Linked DNA regions of Homo sapiens: region 2 is linked to region 1. The links are chromatin contacts, found by Hi-C or POLR2A ChIA-PET in ENCODE. All regions are on one chromosome and are shown on one strand. Each heading gives the region's core, a stretch centred on a gene start or an enhancer-like site at or near the end of the contact. The rest is flanking DNA. Distances are from core to core; before and after follow the strand shown.

Region 1 (7,516 bases), core at 2,940-5,439:
CTTATTAAGACATTTAAACATCCTAGCCTTCACACATCACATATGATGAAGCGAGATGAAACTAAGTAAATTTTCCTTTTTTTAATAGAGAAGTGTCTCTAACTTGAGATAATTTAATATTTTTATACTAAAAGAGGCTTCAAGTGGCTACCTTGAAAGTAGGCAAGTATAATTACGGCGTTAGAAGCTAATTAGCTGTGATAGATTAAGAGGTTTCTTTTTACCAAGTTTTTGGATTCTGGATCATGGAATTTCAGGAGAACTCAAATTCCTTTCAAAGTCTATTTCCAAAAGTGAATTTCAGGTAGTCTCTGCTTCTGAGATCCTTAATATCACCTATATCCCTGAAAAGGAAAATTCTATTATTGTATTTAGTAACCTTTAAAGTAAACATTGTTAGTTAAGAAAAGTTAAGCTACTTCTCAAATGCACACACAAAGGATTTCATTTATAGGACACCAAGCAGTTAAAGGAAACCCCTTGTTAATTCAGCTCTTCAGGAACTACTGTGATCTGGCTAATAGATTTCAAGATATAAAATGAAATTTTATGTTTTCTCAGAAGAGAAGCTTGTTTATTTTTTCTCAATCTGGAAACAAAACCTATGGCATTTCACAAATAATTATGCTAGTAACCCACAGAAAGACATTTTTCCAATATTAATAAATTCTATCAAGACTTACTTTGTATTAGAATTTTTACATTCTCAGAAAAATAGAAAAATTTGTAACATTAGATAAGTGAAGAGTTTGATCACATCATACTATTATTGCTGTAATTCGCAGTTTCTAAAATATCTATGGAGAAAAGATGAGGAATTTGCTCCCTGGGACTGCTCCCTGGGAATGATGATTATTTGCAGTGAAGTCTTCCTTTAGCCTGCTTCATTTTGATTTCTGTTTTTTGCTGTAATGGGTACTAAAACCTGGAGATTCTCAAAAGGTATGAATTCCAAACAACAGGAACTTCATATCTAAAACATCTTTTAGACTGTCTTGAACTTTTTAAAGGCTATAGATGGGGGAAAGTTATAAAATGGCTACTATAGACTAGGACCCATGTTAGTGTCCTAGAGATAAATACATCCTTCAGGCACTCCCATATAGAGAAAAAGGCTGACATAGGTACAGTTATGCTCATCAGATTTTTAGGTTTACAAAACCCTTTGGGCTACAGGAAAACATGGCTTAGAGGGGATGCAACTGAAAATGTTAGGAGACTTAAACCAATGTATACTAGAACTAGAGGGAAGGAAACAGGTTTAGGAAATGTTAAGGAGGTAGAACCCAAGGATTTCATGGCTGCATGTGCAAGCTTGAGGAGAAAGAAGTATCAACATGACTTCCATATTTTTGATGTGGGCAACTGAGTGAATCATAGTGCTATTAACCTAAAGGAGGAAAACTTAAAGTAGGGTGTGGTGAGATGTTGAGCTTGCTGTCTGTAGGATATCCAGGAGGAAGCAGAAGCTATAGATTCAGAGTGTAAGAAGGAGATCAGGGCTGAAAATACAGATTTGATGGTCATTAGAGCATATGTAATAGTTGAAGCCATATATGTGGATGAATGTGGAGGGGAAAGTGGCAGAGGATTGAATCCTAAAGAGTAACAACATTTAAGGGACCGGCAAAGGAAGGAGATTCTGGGAAAAACTCTTAGAAAAAGTGGACAAAATTAGTTGGAGAACAACAGAAGAGAATATGTTTATACATATATATATATATATATATATACACCTATGTAATATATATAAGCCAAAGTAGGGAAAACTTTTCAAGAAGGGAGAGATCAGTAATGTCATACAGAGACTAACAACTAAAATTGTTTTTCCTATTGGACAAGTAGTTTAAGTTAAGATGGGATGGGGTAAAATGCAACTGGAAATAATAAAGTTTATAAAGAAATTAATAAATTAGAGTAACAAAACATTTAACCTGAAAAGTATTTTAAAATAATTGCCAAAACCATTTAAGAAAAAGCAGGAAAATATAAAATGAGAAATAGTTTATAGAGATGGTGGAAATTTATTTGAATTATGAAGTAATATAGTATAAACAGAAATTTATGTTTAAAATTTTTTGATGAAATGGATTGTAACCTGAACAATAGAAATCCCAAAAAAGTCAAAATATGTAAGTAACCAGAAACCAAAGTGAAAAAGAGAATTTGCTCTTCAAAAGACTCCAATAACGGATAATTTCATAGGTCACTGTTTTCAAATACTGAAGACTGGATGATTTCTGTGACATGTAAATTATCATAGAGCATAAAGAGACCTAATTCATTTATAAGGCTAATGTAGGCCTCATACCACAACATGACAAAGATATTACAAAAAGAAGAAATTAAGCTAATCACACTTATGAATATGAATGTAAATAAAGGTTAAAGTTAAATATTTGAAACTGAAATTTATGCAGCAAATATTTTTTGAGTGCTTATGTGCCTAGTACTGTAATAGATGGTGATACTAGTACAGTGCAGCATCTGCCTTTGTGAACTTCATTTTAAGTGGGAAGATGGGCATGAAAACAATTTCTTCTATCATAGCTTTTTGTAATGTGAATACAGCGCACTGTGGATTCTCATAATACACTTAAGTACAGGCTCCTTCTGAGAGAAGTGATAGCTGGGCTGAGTTGTGAATAACAAGTAGGTGTTGGCCAATGGATACACAGAAGGATGCTCATGTTCATCCACATGCATGCACACACACATACACCTTGAGGACCAGAGACCAAGGAGTACAGCATGGACCGGGCATAGTGGCTCACGCCTGTAATCCTAGCACTTTGGGAGGCCAAGGCGGGTGGATGGCTTGAGCTCAGGAGTTCAGGACCAGCCAGGCAACATGGCAAAACCCAGCCACTACCAAAAATATAAAAATTAGCTGGATGTAGTGGCATGCACCTGTAGTCCCAGCTACTCTGGAGGCTGAGGTGGGAGATTGCTTGAGCCCTGGAGGTGGAGGCTGCAGTGAGCTGAGATTGTGCCACTGCACTCCAGCCTAGGTGACAAAGTGAGACCCTTTCTCCAAAAAGAAAAAACAAAGAGCACAGCATATTAGTAAATTACCATGAGTGTAAGTGAGATAAGGGAGAAGCCTGGAGAGACAAGAACCTAATTATGAAGGGGCTTGCCTTACTGGTTGAATTTTTTTGTATTCTTTAGGCAGTAGAGATCAATGAAGATTTATAAGTAAGGAAATAACAATAATTATTGTTATTTTAGTAATTTCACACTGTTGGCCTTTTGAAGAATAGATGAGAGGTGCATGAGACGAGACCATGCAATTAAGAGACCTATCAATATCCTATACAGTGAATAGTAAATGGTAGGGACCCAAAGCAAGGCTATTACAGTGAAGACGGAGAAAGGAGATTTAAAGATGGAAACAACAGTTTGGTTGTCCATTTGTATGTGAAGGTCAAGAAAGAAATCAAGAATGCCCAGGTGTCTTATCTTTGGCAGATGGGTATGTGGTGATGTTCTTTACCTTGATAAAGAATATAAAAGAGAAGTATATAGAAGAGAGAATTGTAGGTTGGGATATGCTGAGTTTCAGGTCTCTGGGGCATCAAAGTGGAGAATGTCCAGTAGGCAATTGGAGTCGGGCGGGCTATATGTATGTGTGTGTGTGTGTGTGTGTGTGTGTGTGTGTGTGTGTGTGTGTGTGTGTGTGTATGTACACAATGGAAATGTGTACTTTGGGACTCAGAAAAAAATGTTTAAGTAATTAATGCAGCTTTAGTAATGCTGACATGGAAAGTAGAAGCTGCTCAGAGATGAGTAAACATGCTTTTGACCAACCATGAGAATCAGTGGAAGTTCTGGTTACTTGAGTATCTGTTGTTGTTATTACAAGTGAATTTAAAACAACTCGTTTAACTTGTTAGTTACTGCAGATATAACATACCTTTAGAAAAAGTTCTTGGTGTTAGATCTGGTTTTGAGTTCTGGGCGTATGCTAGTTGTATATGTCACTACCCTGTGTTTTGTAGCAAATAATAATAGCTTCACTAAATTTGAACCCCTAAATTTTTTTTTAATTTCATATGTGTGTAGAATTATCCTTTAAAAAAAAGTCAGCTATTTATACATTTTACTCTTTTGTGTTTCCTGCAGGAAACAGTTTCCTCTTGGTATAGCTGAAGAACATTCTCTATTAATTGCTGACATCAACTGGTATCAGCACTTGCCAACAGGAAATGAACTTGAAAAACACTTTTTTCTTTCAGTTTTGGTTTCAACTGATCTTAAAGTTCAAGCTTTAACAAGATTAAATGTGGTTACCTTATTACTTTTTGAAGGAATGCATGACTATAATAGCAAACATCCAATAAAATTAATACAAACAATTCTTTTTTAACATTTTAGAAAATGAACATACAAATGAAAAGCTAAATAGCTGTAGTAGATATAGTCTAAATAAAGCTAGATTTCAAATCCAGAGGCAAAAATTATTTATATATGAATAAATTGATATAACAATATTAATAATATATAATATATATGAGAGCTTAAAAAGCACTCCCACAACAACTAGTGGAAAAACAGATATTAACATCGTTAACTTTGAGGTTTCTTTGAAATTAATTTCTCTTTGGAGAATAATAAAGTTTTTGGACAAATGATAAGTGAGAGTCCAAAAGGACTAGAAGAAATAACATTGTTCAGTTAGTTGATTGATAATATAAAAACTCTATAACTTGTTAAAATATCTTTGATGTATAGTTATGATTTCTCAACCAAAGTTTTATTTCCCCAGTTGAATGCAATGATAACAGAAAGCAAGAGAAGTGTGAGAACTCTGAAAGAAGAAGTTCAAAAGCTGGATGATCTTTACCAACAAAAAATTAAGGTAAGAACTTTGCCACAGTTTGCGTAGGTTATCAAAAGCTATGTCATGATTGCTTGATGAGTCACATATTCTGACATCAAAATCAAAATCTTTAAGCTATATATATCCTATAATTTGTATCTTGGGTTAGTTTTCTCTGCCAAAGTTTATCGTAAGGAGTCATTTTATTTTGTTCTTTAAAGGACATTTTTCTGGATTAGGGCTGTTTTACCATAGAAAAGGAACATTTACTTTTCCTTTATCTGGTATTTTATACTTGCATATGACTCAGTATCCTTGCAAAACTAAACAGAATCTCTCCTACCTTTTTGTAGAGATTTATTGTTATGTACTGCTAAAGCCTGAACCCCAATAAGGTCTTTTGAATATGTAGTTGCCCACCAAGAGTCATTGTAAACTGACTATCCTGGTCAAATTCCAAAGACTGTTTACGTGCAATCTAGAAGGTGGGTAAAATAAAAAGACTGATTCTTCAACATTCTACTGTCTGACCAGCATTTTACTTAAAGTATTCAGATGACTCTATTCATTACCACTTACACAATTCATGTGAAAATTTTAACTATGCCAATATTTTTTACTTATGTCAACAAAGTATTAGGAATTGAAAACTTTTCTCTTTGCCTGTGTTATATTTAGGACCTATTTGTTTTCTTAAACGGTGTGAAATGTTTAGAAAATATACCACATAATATGATCTAAATGTGAAATATAAGACATTGGTAATCATTTTTCTTTTTTCACACATCCTCCATGACAATGCTTGAGTTTACTCTCTGACGCACTTAAATGAAAGGTTTTATGATACTTAATCTTCACAAACCTTAGAAATGATTAATTTGGGCTACTTTGCCTGTGCATAGTTAATACATCTGTGAAATAAGGACCTAGATAAGGCTTCCTTGAAGCTCATGGGAAAAAATCTTAATTAAAATATTATAAAATTTCCTGTTGTTCAGACTGGAAAATACTGCTGAATGAATCCTATGCAAGCTTTTTGAAAAGGTCACATTTGGTAAATACTTCCAACTCACCAAAAAACTAAAAAACTTCACTACTGAATTCTAGTCAGTTGACCTTGGCGCCCTAAAAACTGAACCAATTTTATTTAGTTTCTGCATCTTTGAGAATAAAGTGACTTTTTAATTTTTTAAAGGAAAAAGTATTTTTTGTTCATAATATAAATACTCATTAGAAACAATAGAGACTCGAGAGAAATGTATAAAATGGGAACTGAAATGTACCTTATAATCCACCATAATCCCATCACTAGAAACAATGGTTAAAGTTTAGGGAGTGTCTTCCAGATATACAAACATATATTTTTTTAATGGTACCAAATTATACATAGTTTTTCATAATCTGTCTTTCTCAAGAAAAGATATCATGGATATCTTTTCATACAAATGTAGAGAGAGCAATCCTTCTATTGTGTTTTTATTTTACATATATACATAGTATATATATATATATATATATATATATATATATAACTTATTTAGCTAGCCCCTTATTAATTTTTTCCCTAAATTTTCAACTGACCAATAATGTTGCTGTGAATATCTTTGTATATCTTTATGTATTTTTCCATTCCTTCCCTTTGATAAATTTCTGAAGCATCGAATTAAAGTTTATATATATTTTAAAGCTTATATATATTTTAAATTTTAATAAATATTTTCAAATTAAAAAATAATAAAATCACCTTTTTTTTTTGAGACAGTGTCTCGCTCTGTCGCTCAGGCTGGAATGCAATGGCACAGTCTCAGCTCACTGCAACCTCCACCTCCTGGGTTCAAGCGATTCTCATGTCTCAGCCTCATGAGTAACTGGGATTACAGGTGCATGCCACCATGCCCAACTAATTTTTGTATTTTTAGTAGAGATGGGGTTTCACCTCGCTGGCCAGGCTGGTCTCAAACCCTTGACTTCAAGTGATCCACCCACCTCAACCTCCCAAAGTGCTGGGATGACGGGCATGAGCCACCATGCCCAGCCGCATTTGTTTTTATAATACAGGATTCCCAAAGGAGCACTTTAAAGTCTCTTGCATGTAAAACAGTAAGCATCTTGAGAATACAAATGATGCAACCTGATTTTATTTAAGTGCTTTTTATAATTGTTTTAAATCCACCTAGAGTATACAGAATGTGAATATCAAGAAACCCATAACCGTGACTTTATCCTGATAGGAAGCAGAGGAAGAGGATGAAAAATGTGCCAGTGAGCTTGAGTCCTTGGAGAAACACAAGCACCTGCTAGAAAGTACTGTTAACCAGGGGCTCAGTGAAGCTATGAATGAATTAGATGCTGTTCAGCGGGAGTAAGTTTATCTCACCAAGATTTATACGTTTATTTTCAGATTATTAATTTAACAGTTCCATAAAATTAGATCTATTTTTATTTGCTTTAATTTATAGTATACAGCTATTTAGGATGGAAAGAATGGTATATAGAACTTAAGTACAACTGCTTATAACTCGAGAACTTTCCCTATCAACAGATACATTCTGTTAGTATTAGAGTTACTGTCCACCAAGAAATCATTAATCGTTAGATCTAGTTAATACATGGCTTTTAATCCCTGAAAACAACATAAAAAATTTTAAATCAATTCAAATAAATTTGGCTGTTAGTGAATTTTAATAAAATTCC
Region 2 (7,516 bases), core at 3,556-6,055, 450 kb after region 1:
TGGATGGGAATGATCTCTTTTGTGATTCTTCCTTGTGCTACTTCCTTTCCCAGATGGTTTTAAATTTTTACCTATGAGCTCATCTGTAGTAGGTATTTTCCACCAATTTTCTCTCAGGAGCCACATTCCTCGGGTTGTATAGTTACAAGAAGTTACAGGAGGAGCTGGTCAGCTGGCTGAGGCTTCTCAGGACTGCTTGTCCAGTTAGAATGTTCTGGTCTCAGTTTCACAGATAGGACAATTCCTTGGCTTTATACAGGGAACTCTCCTCACACAGGTTTGTGGCTTCATCTTTTTTTTCTTTTTTTCTTTTTTTTTTTTGAGATGGAGTCTCACTCTGTCGCCCAGGCTGGGGTGCAGTGGTGCTGTCTCGGCTCACTGCAAGCTCCGCCTCCTGGGTTCACGCCATTTTCCTGCCTCAGCCTCCTGAGCAGCTGGGACTACAGGTGCCAGGTACCACACCCGGCTAATTTTTTTTTTGTTGTTGTTTTTTTTTAAATAGAGACAGGATTCCACCGTGTTAGCCAGGATGGTCTTGATCTCCTGACCTTGTGATCCGCCTGCCTTGGCTCCCCAAAGTGCTGGAATTACAGACTTGAGCCACCGCGCCCGGCCAGCTTCATCTTTTGACATGAGTGAACACTATGTATTTGATCTATGATCATTTGATGTATGAACAAGACCCCAGCTCCACACTCCTGAAGTTTGAGTTCCAACACCCTCTTTATCCATTCACTTTTACACTTGCACACTACTTGCGCACTATTTTGTTCATTTCTACCCCCAATTTTTTTCATTCAATAGATATTTATCAAATGCTTACTAATGTGCCAGGCATGATTCTAAGCCCTAGACCATCAGCAGTGAAGTAAATAATGTCTTTTCCCTGAACAATTGTGCATTCAAGAGGTTTCTCTTTCTCCTTCCATGCTCTAAATGTACTAAAGACAGTCCTGTTATATTTGATCTTGCATGGTTGTGTGTTTGGAGCGTGTGGGTTTGTGGAGGTCCTATGACGGAGGTAGCTCAACCTGCAGTAATACCCAGAGGTCACCCCTCCCTTACATGTGACCCTGCGAAGTATGCTCCTGGCATATCTTAAAGACTGTGAAAATATTTCTATCCAGAGGCAGCTGGGTATAACTAACTGTTAAGAAAATGAAGTCTGGAGCCGAAATGCCGAGGCTCAAATCCCAGACCACTTACTAGCTGTGTGGTCTTGGACAAAAGGAACCCTCTTGGTTCCTTAGATTCCTCATGTGGAAAAGCAGCCCAATAATAGTATCTCCCCTACATGCTTATAGAAAGGATTCAGTGAGTAAACGGCTTAGGACAGGAGCTGGCACATTATAAGTACTTATGAATAGAGGCAGCGTAAACATCAATGACCCAGTGCCAATCACAAGGCTCTAGGACTAGTAGGTGTTGGAGAGGTGTTTCTTGTTGCCTTATTTGTTGTATTTGGTTTCTGCTACCTGCACACCTTGTGGGTCAGGACCTGCTGGTGAGATGGCCCATCACAGCAGTCCACCAGCCTTGCTGGGCTGAGTTGTAAGCTGGAGCAAGGTGGGGGGCCCGGAAACCAAACCAAGTTCAAACCAGGAGAATGTCTGAAGCCTCCATGGGGACTGTGTTAGTTTGCTGGTGCTGCCACATAACGAAGGATCACAGACTATGTGGCTTAAGCAACAGACATGTATTACCGTCTGAGATCAAGATGTTTGTGGGGTTGGCTTCTCCCAGGGCCTCCCTCCTCGGCTTGCACATGGCCACATTTTCCCTGCTTCTCCACGTGGTCTTCCCTTTGAGTCTGTGTCCTAAACTTCTCACAAGGACAGCAGTCATTTTGGGTTAGAGCTCACTACAGTGACCTCATTGTAACTCAATTACCTCTTTAAAGACATAACCTCCAAATACAGTCACATATTAAGGTACTGGGGGTTGGGGCTTCAACATATGAATTTTGAAGGACACAATTCAGCCTGTAATAAAGACAGAATGAGTTTGGCCAATGCCTTTTTTGTCTGGGAGTAGATATTGAAGCTCACACCTGTGTATACCTGTCTGCTCTGGGGATGCCTTCGTGGTACCGAGGGATTTTTTTTTTTTTTTGGAGATGGAGTTTTGCTCTTATCTCCCAGGCTGGAGTGCAGTGGTGCGATCTCGGCTCACTGCAACCTCTGCCTCCCAGGTTCAAGCGAGTCTCCTGCCTCAGTCTCTCAAATAACTGGGACTACAGTTGTGTGCACCACGCCTGGCTAATTTTTGTATTTTTAGTAGAGATGTGGTTTCACCATGTTGGCCAGGCTGGTCTGGAACTCCTGACCTCAAGTGATCTGCCTACCTTGGCCTCCCAAAGTGCTGGGATTAACAGGTGTGAGCCACTGCGCCCAGCCAGCCGAGGGATTTCTTTAACATAAATACTCTTCCCTTCAGTCTTGAAACTGGCTAAAACCCTCCTGCTCATCAAAACACAGAGTAAATGCTTCTGTGTCCACAAAACCTTTTCTGATTCCTGTAATCCACCTTCCCCTGTACCCTAACCTCACTGCACAGCAAGCATCGCACTCTCCTTGAACTCAGAGGATAGCATGCTGTCTGTCTCTTCCCTATGAACACGTTGCTTATACTGTGGTTGTTCACATTCTGGTACTGCTAACACATCAGTTAGCAGTAAACATCCTGAGGGCGAATCTCCATCTGATTCATCTTTGTTTTCTCACAGACATTGCTCAGTAAACATTTGTTGAAGGAATAAGTGAATGATAACAATAGCAACAAAACTGGCATATATTTTACACCTAAAGTCAAGTATCGAGAAGTTCCCCAAATCCATGATCAATACTTGACTAATTTTAAGACATAATGTGCTTAGCAGAATTTTTTCAGCTCCCCAGAGTAAATGCTTCAAGGCCAGGCACACCTGTAATCTCAGCACTTTCAAGGCCAAGGCAGGTGAATCACCTGAGCCCAGGAGTTCGAGATTAGTCTGGGCAACACAGCAAAACCCTATCTCTACAAAAAATACAAAAATTAGACAGGTGTGGTGGCCTGCACCTGTAGTTCCAGCTACTTGGGAGGCTGAGTTGGGAGGATCAATTGAGCCCAGGAGTTCAAGGCTGCAGTGAGCCACTGCACTCCAGCCTGGGTGACACAGGGAGACCTTGTCTCAAAACAACAACAACAACACCCCCACCCCACAAAAGAGAAAAACAACAAAAATGTTAATGCTTCAAAAGCCTGCCTTGTGGGGCAGAGGAGGCACGTAACTAATGCATACCTTTATACAGGCCAATGAATACCTCCGGCAAAAGAAAATATCATGCTCTAAGGGTGTGTAATTTTCAAGGACTCATGCAAGCGGTCCATAGAAGAAGTGAATTGAATTAGAATTTATTTATTTATTTATTTTGCAGTGACTAGCCTAATCTCTACAAAAAGTACTTTAAAGGCTATAAAAGTAAATTCTTTCTGATTTTTTTTCCCTTTTCATTTTAAAGGGAGTTCCCAGAATTTGACTCTTGTTTTGAATGATGTCTTTGTAACAAACTTCCTGTGTTGACAAAGGACACGCTGAATTTCTGTTACTGTGGCTACCACAGAAATGAGAGCAGTTCCAATCGTCTCACTGAATTAAGGCCTTTATACAATTTCTTTCAAGTTTTCTAATTTTTATTATGTTTGTAGCTCTATAATATACAACCATAAAACAAGATAATATTACTATAACAATAATAAACAACTGTATCTCTATATATCTCTATATAATACACAAATAACACAGTAACAATACTTTACAACAATAACTCTACAGCATACCACTATAATAAACATTTGAAGTGACATGTGGGTTTTTTTTTTTTTAACTTCCCCTAGTCTTTGGACTTATTTTGCTTTAAATTATTTATCAACAAAGGTCTGAACACTTAATAACCTCTGCCTTATGGTGATACATTTCCTCATTATTTTAGTTTTGTATTATCAAAATAGAGTGAAAATGAGACAAATTGTCTCTGAACCTTAGCTATGCAGGAGATCAATCTGCTTCTACTTCATAAAAGTTGTTCAAATGTCACTGACAGGTTCTAGTAGAACCAGGGACATCAAAGTGTCTATTTAAAAGCTAAAGTGATTTTAGCATGACCATATTTTAAAATGCAAATGAATTTTTTCTATTACTCTAGCTAAAATGGCTTCTCATTATCATTATGTTTTTATATTTTTATGTTTTCTTTGAGAAGGAATCTCGCTCTGTTGCCCAGGCTGGAGTGCAGTGGCGCAATCTCAGCTCACTGCAACCTCTACCTCCTGGATTCAGATGATTCTCCTGCCTCAGCCTCCCAAGTAGCTGGGATTACAGGCGTGCACCACCACGCCCAGACGATTTTTGTATTTTTAGTAGAGATAAAGTTTCCCCATGTTAGCCAGGCTGGTCTCAAACTCCTGACCTCAGGTGATCCACCCACCTCGGCTTCCCAAAGTGCTGGGATTATAGGCGTGAGCCACGGTGCCTGGCCTATATTTTTACTTACAGCTTTTCTTTTTCTTTGCTGCCTTGTATTTAAAGGCAACAATCTTTTTTTACACAGCGTTAGAAATGCTCAACCACTTTTTGAAATGTTAACCACCATAATGCAGCCCAGATAAGAAACAAAATTAAGAGCCTCAAGAAATACAAAATTGAGAAACATTCCAACTAAAAACGTTTAAACAAAATAGTCTCATTCTTTATAGATACGAAGTTTATGTGTAGAAGCCAATACACATTTCCTGCCTCTTCCCCCTCACTTCCTGGCCGCCGGTGCTACAGAGCAACTGTCCTGCCACACTTGAGTGAGATGGAAAAAACCAATTCTTCACCCCAGTTCACTTCCATGACTTCCGGCAGTGTCTGTTCAGAGGTCAAAGCTGTTGGTGATTTTCCACTTGTGCTGGACATAAACCTGGCAAAAAGGCAGGAATTTTAGGGACAGAGGGCTTTCTACCATGGCAGGTCAGAAGGGCCTGGGGGAACAGGGCCTGACCCACACCAAGTAAATATTTGTTGAATGAATGAATGAATGGAAGAAATGGTATCTTATGGTTTGTCTTTTTTGGAGACAGAGTCTTGCTGTTGCCCTGCCTGGAGAGTGGTGGCACGATCATGGCTCTCTGCAGCCTCGAGCTCCTGGGCTCAAGCATCCACCCATCTCAGCCTCCCAAGTAGCTAGGACTACAGTCATGTGCCACCATGCTCAGCTAATTTATTTTTATTTTTTGTTTTTGGTAGAGACGGGGACTCTCTGTGTTGCCCAGGCTGGTCTCAAATTCCTGGCCTCCTGAAGTGCTGGGATTATAGGTGTGAGCCACCGTGCCCAGGCAATGCCCCGTGTTTTTAATAGAATGACGTAGAGGTAATTGTTTTTTCTTTCTGTTTTGAGATGAAAACAAGGAATTGGTTTCATTTTCATTATTTTTTCATCTGTACTTCAGTGCTGCTGAAACTTTCACCTGAGAGGAGGATTTCAGATTTCTCGATTCTGCCCCCGCAACGAGTTGCTTCTCTTCTTTCTCTGCACAGTCTTCACTTTCATGAAGCCAAATGCCTCCTTGCAATTCAGCTCCTGGTTTTGAGTGTGTAAGGAAGACACACGCTTCTCGTGAAATTCTGGAGAATGTCTCCGGACTGCGTGGGAAGCTTATGAACCAGAGGTGCCTGTACTGACAGAAGCCTGTGAGCAAAGAGGGTTCCGAGAACTGGTTAGCTCTTTCTAGCCGGGAATATTAAGCTGTAAAGAACAAGGAAATGGAGGGAGCATTCACATATGTACTGCAGTTGGCATGGGGGTCTCCTTGGAGAGGCTTCCTGTGGGCAACTATGGGTGCATTCAGTAGGGACATTTAGATAACTAAGATGAGCCCTGGAACAACCAAAATAGAGTCAATGTAATAAAACACTCTCTGATTCTGGGACACGTCCCCCTCGTCTCTGAAAGGAAACACTTGGCTTCAGTTTGGCTCAGCAATGTAACACCTTTTCTCCCGGCTTAGAACCAGCTCTTAGCAAGCAGAGTGGGTGGCTTTTGTGTGATACCATGGGCACTAGTAACGCCTCAGGCTGAAGTCCCGGCCTGATAGGTTATGCCCTTAACCTTCTAAAACCAGAAACGAGAGGAAAGAAACCACAGAAGGAAACTGTAGAAACTCAACCCCAGGGGAGGCGAGCATTACCTTCATAATTTATTGCAAACAGTGCCTATTTTGTTTCCAAAGTGTTTTAAATTAAACTTAGTTGTGTATCATTTGGAATGTAAATATTCATCCTCAAAAGTGAGTAGCAGGGAGTATGGACTGTCTGAGTAACCACAGTGTGTGTGTCTGAGCTTTGTGACAAGTCTACTATGCCTTCTTGATGCTGGGCTACAATTAAAGCATGTTCTAAAAAAAGTAAAAAATGCACTTAGATGTTAGTAAGTATGAGCTAAGTAATTTTGGAAACTTTGGTGTGCATTTTAGAGATTGAGATTTTCATTTACATATATCAGTTGATTCTTCAGAAGCAATTTAAATAACTTAAGACTGTTTTTTAAACATAATCTTATCTCTAAAGCCCAAGGTAGAGGTCAAAATGCAAATATTTGAGGCTGTGATGTGATGGTCACTATGTATCCAGTTTGTAATCCTCCATATAACTGATGTATTAGTATTTTATCTAAACATCTTGCTGTGGGTATGTGAAGCAGGCCCACAGAACAGAACTAATGAACACCTGAGACCGTGCCAGTGTGTTCATTTAAAATGCGCTGCACCTTGTTCTGACACTCGATTTGTTGTAGATATTTGATCCTCTTGAGGCTTGCTTTTAAGCTCTGTTAGGGTGGGGCCAGAGGAGTTTTTAATCCAGGATTAATTTCTCACCTTAGTAGTGCCCCACTATGGAGGAGAAACTTCTGAGGACTCTACCCGAGGCCCACGTATTACAAAGTCTTTTCATTCCGGCTGGTGGACACGGACTCTGTTTCCAGCCCGCGTGAGCTCCAAGAATTGCTTGGCCTGAGGCTTTCCAGATTTCTTTCTCCCGTGCATTTGCTGAATAGTACTCAGCCAAAGAGCATGTGCAGCCTCCAGCACCCTGTCTTCGTGCAACTCTCCTCTCTCTCTTATTCTTTCTCATACATTTTAGACGACCCCGCCTCATTGAACCTCAGTCTCTGTCCCCTCAATTCAATGAGACTGACAGGCTCCCCCTGCTGGGCTGCAGCCTGAGCACTCTGTCTAGGCAAGAAGAAGCTGGAGCAATCACAGGTGTCTCATCACTTTCCCCTTCTCTCAGGCATCTTGGGCCTGCACATCTGCTGGCCAATGCCCTAAACGGTTATTTTTCCATATGTTTTGATATTTTGCCTGTTTTTCTAGTTGTTCATGGTGGGAGGACAATTTCCATAACAGTAATCCTTTGTGGGCAGACAGAGAATCCCGTCTAGCGTAGTTTTGCATTTGCTTCCCTGAGGCCCCGGACCTCGACCATTTTTATGGG

Evidence for each region. A loop is a pair of places that touch in the nucleus more often than their neighbours do. ChIA-PET counts read pairs that join two places held with the same protein, here RNA polymerase II (POLR2A). Pooled maps may share reads with other maps.
Region 2: a map of CD8-positive, alpha-beta T cell shows a loop between it and region 1 (6-fold over the local background). The contact joins two enhancer-like sites. A Hi-C loop is called at or near these places in 1 of 168 maps with a recorded cell type or tissue (CD8-positive, alpha-beta T cell) and 3 of 50 pooled maps. POLR2A ChIA-PET finds 5 or more read pairs at or near these places in 1 of 52 experiments (activated T-cell).

Annotation. Positions count from the first base shown.
Region 1 is chr18:2,601,647-2,609,162 of GRCh38, forward strand. It overlaps NDC80 (NDC80 kinetochore complex component), which reads left to right. Exons shown (of 17, transcript NM_006101.3): 14 at 4,769-4,861; 15 at 7,054-7,184. Among named protein-coding and RNA genes, the nearest start is that of NDC80, 34 kb to the left of the region's middle. Within about 2 kb of position 4,190, at least 4 of the 41 ENCODE cell types and tissues checked have a DNase peak (open chromatin) inside an H3K27ac peak, as active enhancers do; they include CD8-positive, alpha-beta T cell, where a contact is called at or near this core.
Region 2 is chr18:3,055,931-3,063,446 of GRCh38, forward strand. No RefSeq gene overlaps it. Among named protein-coding and RNA genes, the nearest start is that of LPIN2, 47 kb to the left of the region's middle. RefSeq lists enhancers at 4,721-5,015, 5,383-5,512. Within about 2 kb of position 4,806, at least 8 of the 41 ENCODE cell types and tissues checked have a DNase peak (open chromatin) inside an H3K27ac peak, as active enhancers do; they include CD8-positive, alpha-beta T cell, where a contact is called at or near this core.